Regions from separate parts of the Mus musculus genome. Here region 2 is linked to region 1. Evidence: chromatin loops called from intact Hi-C (ENCODE). Cell type or tissue: heart. All regions are shown on one strand. Links, peaks and the distances in the headings refer to the core of each region. The heading gives the core; the rest is flanking DNA.

Region 1 (4,395 bases), core at 270-4,269:
AAACAAAAATGACCCATTCAGCTTGGGACCTGAAAAAATATGCTTAAGAAATAGCTCGAAAATGTTCATTGTCCCTAACAATTAGGGAAATGCAAATCAAAACAAGGTTGACATTTCACCTTACCCCAGTCAAAATGGCAAAAGACCAACACTCAGCAAATGCTGGAGGGCAGGGAAAAGGGAACTCTCTCATTCCTTGTTGGTAGAATTGCAAACTGATGCAGCCACTCTGGAAATTAGCATGGAGAATTCTCAAGAGGCTAAAAATAAAGCAACCATATGACCCAGCTATACTGTTTATTGGCATATGCTCAGAGGACCTGGCATCCTACCCTGAAGATACCCGCTCAACCACGTTCATTGCTGTTGATTTCAAAATAGCTAGGATATGGAGATAACCTCAATACTCTCAACTGAGGAATGATACTGAAACATATACGCTATATAGTATTAGTCAGCTGTAAAGAAAAATAAAATCAAGTACTTTGCAGATAAATGGATGGAACTAGAAACGATCATATTGAATGAGGTACCCTAAAGATATACACAATAACAATCGATGAAAGAAATTAATCAAAGAATATAGAAAAGGCCACAAATTTGAAAGAGGTCAAGGAGAGATATATGGAAAGGTTTAGAAGAATAGGGTGGGGGGAAGAAATGATATAATCATGATCCCCAAAATAAATTTGAAAAATGGTGTATGTACCTGCTTATCTGTATGTGCACCACATACATACCTGGTGTCTGCATAGAGATCCCCTAGAACTGCAGTTACTGATGGTTTTGAGTCACCATGTAGGTGCTGGGAATTGAACCTGTGTTCTCTGGGAGAGCCATCAGTGCTTTTAACTGCTGAGGGATCTCTCCAGTCTCCATGGCTGGAACTTTTGACCATATTGACTACACTTCTCAGATAAGTTGCTTTTTGTGTTTATTATTTACTTACTATGTGAGCATGTATATGAACACATGTGCCATGGCATACATGTGGCTGTGTGTGGGAGGATGTCCTACAGAAGTCTGTTTTCCTATCATGGGGATCTAGCTCAGGGCATCAGGCCTGGCACTAAGTACCTTAGCTTACTAAGCCAAGTCATTGGCCCATATTGTCTTAAAAGCTATTAACCGGGAATTGTTGGATCTCCTTTCCCAGTTTCTTAGGCTGCAAGCCACCTGAATTATTAAATAATATTTAATCTGAAATCCAACTCAGTGTGTCACTCTACTAGGTCTTGAAGAATTTTTATTATTCAAAACAAGAACCATATTAGTAAAATGAAAAGAATGAATACCTGTGAACCTCATCTGAATGCTGCAACCCCCTTAATACAGTTCCTCATGTTGTGGTGACCCCAAACCATAAAACTATTTTTGTTGCTACTTCATAACTGTAATTTTGCTGTTTTGAATCACAATGTAAATATCTGATATGCAGATGGTCTCAGGCGACCCCGTTGAAAAGGTCGTTAAGGCTTCCCCAAACAGGTCTTGACCCACAGGTTGATAACTGCTTTCCTAGAGCAAGATCTTTACAAGAAACTTCTGTGGGTCTCTTTCTAGCTCAGCATTATGAATCTCCAAGGTCTTGTGCAGGGAACCGCAGCCTGGTGTGTTTGTGACTACAGTGGCTATGTCATATGGAGAAGATGAAAGGTAGTTTTCCTCCTTATCCTCTGGCTCTATTATTTCCACCCCTGAACTTTTTCTGCAATGTTCCCTGGACCTCAGATAGGGTGTAGAACTTTTAAGTGCTGCTAAAAGAATGACTGCTGAATTAATAAATTATGATAAGGGAAAAAAATCTCAACTGGAGGCTACAGAGATGTCAACATTACACAACCATGAGAACATGAGTTTGAATCCCATAGTGTAGTTAAAATGCTGGGTGCCTGTCATGGTGACACACACCTTTAATCCCAGCAGAAGCAAGTGGATCTGAGATCAAGGCCAGCCTGGTCTACCTAGCAAGTTCCAGGAAGAGGCAGAGCTACAAAACAGAGATTATATTAAAAAAAAAAAGGAATTGTGAATGTGGTAGCTCACACCTGTAATTCCAGCACTGGGAAGGTAGAGAGAGGAGGAACCCTGAGGCCTCCTTGCCAGACAACCTGGCCAAATAAGAGATTCAGGTTCAGTGAGAGATCCAGTCTTCAGAAATAAGATGAAAAGTGAAGAAAGATGACCAATGTCAACTTTGGACCTTCACATACAAAAAAAAAAAATAAAAATAAATAAAATCAATCCTGCTACCCACAGCTGGGGTCTATATGCACCTGTATCCTCTGAACTTCAGAAGCTGAAGCAGGAAGACCACAAGTCCAAGGCCAGCTTGAAGTATGTACCAAGAACCTACCTCAGGAAAAAAAGAACTGGTAACTTAATAACTATGGAAATAGGACTTTAACGTTCAGCAGACACAGCGATTAGTTTTGTGGAAATAGCCAAGCTTTTCTCTCCCTGATGGCCACTGGGGGTCAGCAGAGCAAATAGAAGTATAGAATTCCTAGGAAGACTTAAGCTAATTTTACCTCCAGCTCTGCTCAGAAGGTTCAGCACCAACAATGTCATAGAACTGAGTCTCTAGTCATGCCTTTAGTACAGCTGAGGTAGGACTCATGGGAAGAGCCAGTTCCCACATTTCAGCCAGTTGAAATGTTATCTTGCTTATTTAAAAGAGTAGATTCCAGCCTGGGTGGGGGTGGGAGCGGTGATTCACACTTTTGATCCCAGTACTCAGGAGGCAGAGGCAAATGATCTCTGTGAGTTCAAGAGGGTCTACAGAGTGAGTTCCAAACCAGCCAAAGCTACACAGAGAAAACCTGCTTCAAAACAAAACAAAACAAAACCAAGCAAAACCAAAACCAAAATCCCAAATAAGTAAGTAAGTAAATAAATAAATAAGGTAAATTCCTGGGTTCTCTCTCAAATGAAAAGAATCACTCTCCAGAGGAAGGTAGGAGATTCTGTCCAGCTCCAGGATTCTTGCACGTGTTTGCTTGCCACTCCCTGCAGGCGAAGAATAGACAACTTTGGGAGCCGGTTCTCTCCTTCCACCATGTGGGTCTTGGAGATCAAACTCAGATTGTCAGCCTTGGAAGAAGGCATCCTTTCAGCCCAGAGAGTCCCCTCGATGGCTCTGCTCTCCCTAGGATTCTTTTTAAGTCAAATGTTGGGCTTTCACTGTAGCAGCACCTCCTCCAGAGAAAAAAAACCTTTCAATTATGACTGGGTATTTTAATGTCATTCAATGGAGACGACACCGTCATGATCTGTGTAAGATATGTAATGTTCAGTCACTAGGACAAAGGAAAGCTATTTGGGGGTAGGGTCAGAAAAAGGAGGAAGTTGGTAATTCCCACTAACTACAAGTGGGAAACCACTTTCCTACTGCTATCTGTGAAAAGGAATAATCTATGCCACTTCCTTGGCTTAAGTTCCAGATCAGAGAATGTGGGAAAAATATATCAACACCAACCCCTACAGCACCAAGTCGAACACTCCTGGGGAAGGGGCAGTTTTACCCAGAGCCCTTGACTCTAGGGATCCCTTAGTATTGAGAGACAGGGTTGCTCTGTGTAGACCAGGCTGGCCCAGACTCAGAAATCCGCCTGCCTCTGCCTCCCTTGGGATTAAAGGCGTGCGCCACCACTGCCCAGCTCCCTCGGGTATTCGATGGCTAGTGTTTTTTAAGCTCCCAAGTATTCTGGCCTGATAGAGATGTAAAGTAAGTATGACGTTGCTGTTTCTCCCAGTGTTTGATTGATGTATTTGTTTTCCTCAATGGCATTTTATATTCAAGCAGTAGTATCACTCAAGCCACGTTTATTCAGTATTGTGTTTTTACTTTGGGTGGGGGCGGGGATGAGCAGGACGTGTCTCCTTGGAGTTTCCTAAGTGTATGGGACTCCAAGGTATATATGTACAAGGACTGGATGGCATGGCCAGGCAAATCAGATGGAAGGTTCCCAAGACTTTTTTTTTCTACTGATTTCTACGAATAAAATTAGCTGTATAAGTGACCAATCTAAGGTACCTGATAAACGCCAGTTGTTTTCTAGTTGGCTTTTCCCCACAGGCTACAGGCATCTAGACATCACTATCTTTCTCCTTTTCCAGAATGAAACTCACCTAGCAAACTAGGGAACTCCTAGTACAGTACAGTACATAATACAGCTGGTAAGCCGTCACCCCATCCTCCCCATCCACTAAACCAGGACGGTGTGGAGAGTACAATTTCCTGACTTCTCCAACTTCTCAGAGGTCTAGCCAGCTTGTCCTGGCAGATCCCACACGGAAGGCTGTGGGCTGCAAGTCTCTAGTGCACAGTCCGTTCCTTTTGGCGATGATAATCTGGGGTAAGAAAGAACACAGCACATGATTTTCAGGATGAGT
Region 2 (4,395 bases), core at 267-4,266, 130 kb before region 1:
GACTGGAACTCGAGCAAGTCAGGAAGCAGGAGCTGATGCAGAGGCCATGGAGGGATGTTCCTTACTGGCTTCCTTCCCCTGGCTTGCTCAGCCTGCTCTCTTATAGAGCCAAGACTACCAGCCCAGAGATGGCACCACCCACAAGGGGCCTTTCCCCCTTGATCACTAATTGAGAAAATGCCTTACAGCTGGATCTCATGGAGGCATTTCCTCACCTGAAGCTCCTTTCTCCGTGATAACTCCAACTAGTGTCAAGTTGACACACAAAACCAGCCAGTACAAGCCAGATGGCAAGTACAGGCACTTGATGCACAAACCTGGTAACCTAAATTCGATTCCTAGAGTCCACATAAAGATGAAAAGAGAGAACTGACTCTATAGGGCTGTTCCCTAACCTCAACATGTGTGCCATGGCATGTGTGCCCAAATACGCATACAACCCAGGCACAATCCAATAACTAATAATACATTTTAAATACGTTTGCTTCAACTTTTCTTGCAGATTGGACCAGGAATGTAACTCAGTTGGTAGAGTTCTGTGTAGGTAGCACAAGGCTGGCTCTATGTTCAATCCCCAGCATAAACCACGTGTATGACTGTACTACTTTGCAGGTGTAACCATCACTCAGGAGGTAGAAACCATGGATCTCAAGTTCAATATCATCCTTACCTACATAGCAAGTTTGAGAACTTGTTTCAAAACAACAACAAAAAAATAATAACAAAAAAAATAGTTGGCATCTATTTTTAAAAACAAAGAAAATTTAAGAACGCATAACTGAATATACTAAAATACTATTATTGGGTGTGTGTGGTTCAACTGGTAGAGCGCTTGTGTAGAATGCACAAAGCCCTGAGTTCAATCCCTAGGAACCAAATGTGGTGACACGCTCTTGTAATCCCTGCACATGGGATTGGAAGGTAAAGGCCATCGCGCTTCAAAGCCAGACTGGATTACAAAAGACCCTGTCTCAAAAATATTATCATTCAACATATAGTCAAAGCGTTGAGATATTTTTACATGTTTTGATTATATAATCAAAATCTGACCTGTAATTTACTTTTACAACACATCTAAATTTAAGATAAGCACACCTGAGCACTAGGTAGCCAGCCATCTAGTATCTGCAAAGCTGAGCTGATTTCCAAAGAGATCGCTTTATTTTTCTATTTATATATCATGACTCTGGGTAACTTCAGTATGAAGGATAGCCAGAGGAGGTGCTAAGATGGCTCATAATCATTCTGGAAGGGAGATTTTATAAAACACTAGCTATTAATGCAGTGTGGTCCGTGCTGTATGCGTGCACAGAAGAAATCCGAACGGCGAGGTGAAAGGCACAGTATATGGGGAGAGAACCAAAGACTGCATAGAAGTGTGACCTGGAAAGAAAGTTCCAAGAAAGGAAGGCAGCCGGCTGTTGGTAGATAGGAGTTGCAAGTTTTCAAATGTTCCTGATCAAAGAGAAAGGTTTCACAGGGTGCTGGCTCAAAGGGTGTTCGAGTGTATAGGGGACAGAAGGTTGTGGCGCGGTGGGTGGGCATTGATCGAGAGCGCGACTTACAACTTCACGTCCTCTAGGGTAAGCAGACCCGGAAACCGAGAGAGTGGCCGCTGACTAGCAGGACTTTCCTTGGGGGAACGACTTGACTTCTCTGGCATAGCAGGCTCGTGGTTCTCCAAGCATGGAACACGTTCGCCTACTCACGCTGGCTGGAGTTTGGAAATCAGCCCCGCCACTCCTGTGCCTCAGAGTACTAGGAACTTGCAAGTCCACTTCTGGCCACGTGGAGCCCATCTTTAGTAAAACAGCACAGACGACTTTAAAACAAGCGGCTGGCTGAAAATGAGTCCCTGGAAACGGTTGCCAGGGCCAGAAAACTGCGATTCCCAGAAGTCATTTGGGAAGCTTTGGTAACAAGTCGCTGGCCAATGCACTACTGCTTCCTGTGTCGTGAGAGCTTTAGGGCTCGTCTTTATGGAGTTTACCTTTGACTTCGGTAGAAATTCTTCCGGGTTTCTTTCTTTCCACAAGATGGCAGCGTCTGAAGACGAGTTACTGCTGCCGCGGCTTCCGGAGCTCTTTGAAACAAGCAAAAAACTTCTGGAGGACGTGGAAGTAGCAACTGAACCCACCGGCTCCCGAACAATCCAGGATAAGGTGTCCAAAGGACTAGAACTCCTTGAGAAGGCTGCTGGAATGTTATCGCAGCTTGATTTGTTCAGGTACGGGGGAGAGGGCAGGAACCGCAGAGAAGGAATGGCTAGCAAGGGCAGAGCCATTGCACTTGGGTGGAAAGGACCTTTAAGGCTAAAACCGCGCGGTTCCTACTTGTTCACCCGTGTACATTCTTTCCATTCTCCACTTTTCTTCTGAGATGCTTAATATCCCAGAACAATGCTCCCTCGTGTACGGCTGACTGCCTGGTCCTTGGGTATGCAAGCTCAGCCACTTTCTTTTTAATCTGGCCAATGTCTTTGCACCACTCTCTCCCAGCCCTATTCTTCCCTAGAAGCAGGGGCCACGGCTTAATGCTCAACCAGGCTTCACGGCCTCCTCTTTGCTCTTTGCAGCCGAAATGAAGATCTGGAAGAGATTGCTTCCACCGACCTGAAGTACCTGATGGTGCCAGCGTTGCAAGGAGCCCTCACCATGAAACAAGTCAACCCCAGCAAGCGTCTAGATCATTTGCAGCGGGCTCGAGAACACTTCGTACATTTCTTAACTCAGTGTCATTGCTATCATGTGGCAGAGTTTCAGCTACCCCAAACCAAGACTAACTCAGCTGAAAATAATACTGCTAGCTCCTCCATGGCCTATCCAAATCTCGTTGCTATGGCATCTCAAAGACAGGCTAAAATAGAGAGGTGGGTCAATGGCTGTAATTTGAGGGCTGTAGTTGGGGGTGCATGTGTTTGTGTGGTGTGTGTGTGTGTGTGTGTGTGTGTGTACTACAGAATAGTGTATTTTATTTTCTTGGTTCTTAATGAACATAGACCCTGGTGAAAGCAAACTTTCCTGAATCTTAACAAGCCTTTGTGCCATTGTTGAGGGGGTTGTGCTAAAACTTCAGGACCACCCCCCCAGCCCCTCAACACACACCTTAGGGTCATCACTAGTAGCAGTGTTATTCTAACCATTAGGTTGATCAAAGTATACCACAACCTTTTCCATGTCACTGCATAATGCTGTTTGTATGGGGTAAATATTTCAAAAGTACACAATATCTTGAACTATTTACTGAGCAATTCTGTTCAGAATGCATACAGGCTGGGATGTCTAGCATCCTGAATTAATCATAGCCCTGGTACAGCATCATGTTAACCTTGATTTAACCTTAGAAAATTCCGTGAATGCCCAGTGTCTTAAGAACAAAGTTAGGCACTGGGGATACGAACTGATTGGGTGTTTGTATGAATGTGGGTGATCTTTGTGCTCTGTGGGGAAAAGTAGCGTAGAAACAGCATGGCAGTATAAAATGTTGTGAAGGGAGAGGTGTGGAGTACGGTGGAAGCAGTCAGGGGCACCCACAGGCAGAGAGGGGACCTGTGGGAAGACTAGGCTTCTCAGGAAAGGGGGTGCTTAAGGGGACTAGGAGTGTGAGGCTGGGGAAGAGGAGAGGATGGCATTCGCCCGTCAGAGCAATAGCGTTGGTAAAGCCACAGAGGCCTTAAATAAACAGCTGGGAGGGAGCTGTATGGGCGGAGAACAGTGCCCCCTCCCAAGCAATAAAATAAGGCTGGAGCCAAAAGGTGGAAGAAGGCAGAAGGAATAAGGAGGGAGAGTGCTGTAGGGTTCACATCAGAACAGCAAGCTTAAGAAGATGTTCAAATCCCAGGTCCATCGTTAGGTACTCTGTGATTTGAGGGTAGGTTACTTATTTCCCCAAGGTGTAAAATGGAGATAGCAAGTCCTCCTTCACAGAGTATTTTTATGAAGGATTATCGGAGAAATACATAAACTCTTAGCACAGCTCAGTCAAGGTCAAGTGTAGTTATATATCTAGCTAAAAGTAAGATGGCAGAAGCAGGGCTCTGGGTTTGAGTTTCAGCTTTCCTTATAAAGCATTGGACTTTGAGTAAGGAAGATATTTAATCTATCTAAGCCTCAGGTTCAGTCTTAGGTGAAATTAAATAACAGTGGTAACTATTTAATATGATTAGGAAGCATACATTGGCCCAGCACCCATGAGTAGATAGACAGCACAGATTGGGTTATAAAGAAACAAAATGACAAGGAGATGGGAAGGCTTGGTTTGATCTGGAAGAAGTTGCAGGTAAATATGACCAAAACACTGTACACAGTATGTATGAAATTCTGAAATAGTTAATAAAAATATATTTAAGTTATAAACATGAATTGGGATAGGGGAGAGCATAAATCCAGGACTGAG

Evidence for each region. Peaks named below come from ENCODE experiments on the same cell type or tissue, not always from the same donor. Only the 100,000 strongest peaks of a DNase experiment are listed, where the experiment ranks them.
Region 2: it touches region 1 in a loop (2.5-fold over the local background); 1 of 42 quality-filtered maps calls a loop at or near these places.

The regions. Positions count from the first base shown.
Region 1 is chrX:100,619,075-100,623,469 of GRCm38, forward strand. Pdzd11 (PDZ domain containing 11) reads right to left here. Exons shown (of 7, transcript NM_001356384.1): 7 at 3,797-4,353. The coding sequence ends at 4,319. Among named protein-coding and RNA genes, the nearest start is that of Pdzd11, 4.7 kb to the right of the region's middle. In heart, for the core only: a CTCF peak has its summit at 2,472 (motif pointing right); no DNase peak of the experiment used is centred there.
Region 2 is chrX:100,492,330-100,496,724 of GRCm38, forward strand. It overlaps Igbp1 (immunoglobulin (CD79A) binding protein 1), which reads left to right and starts at 1,962. Exons shown (of 6, transcript NM_008784.3): 1 at 1,962-2,227; 2 at 2,576-2,869. The coding sequence starts at 2,037. It also overlaps a transcript of Awat2 not described here. In heart, for the core only: a CTCF peak has its summit at 2,008 (motif pointing right); a DNase peak (open chromatin) is centred at 1,882; H3K4me3 peaks cover 2,128 bases; H3K27ac peaks cover 1,087 bases.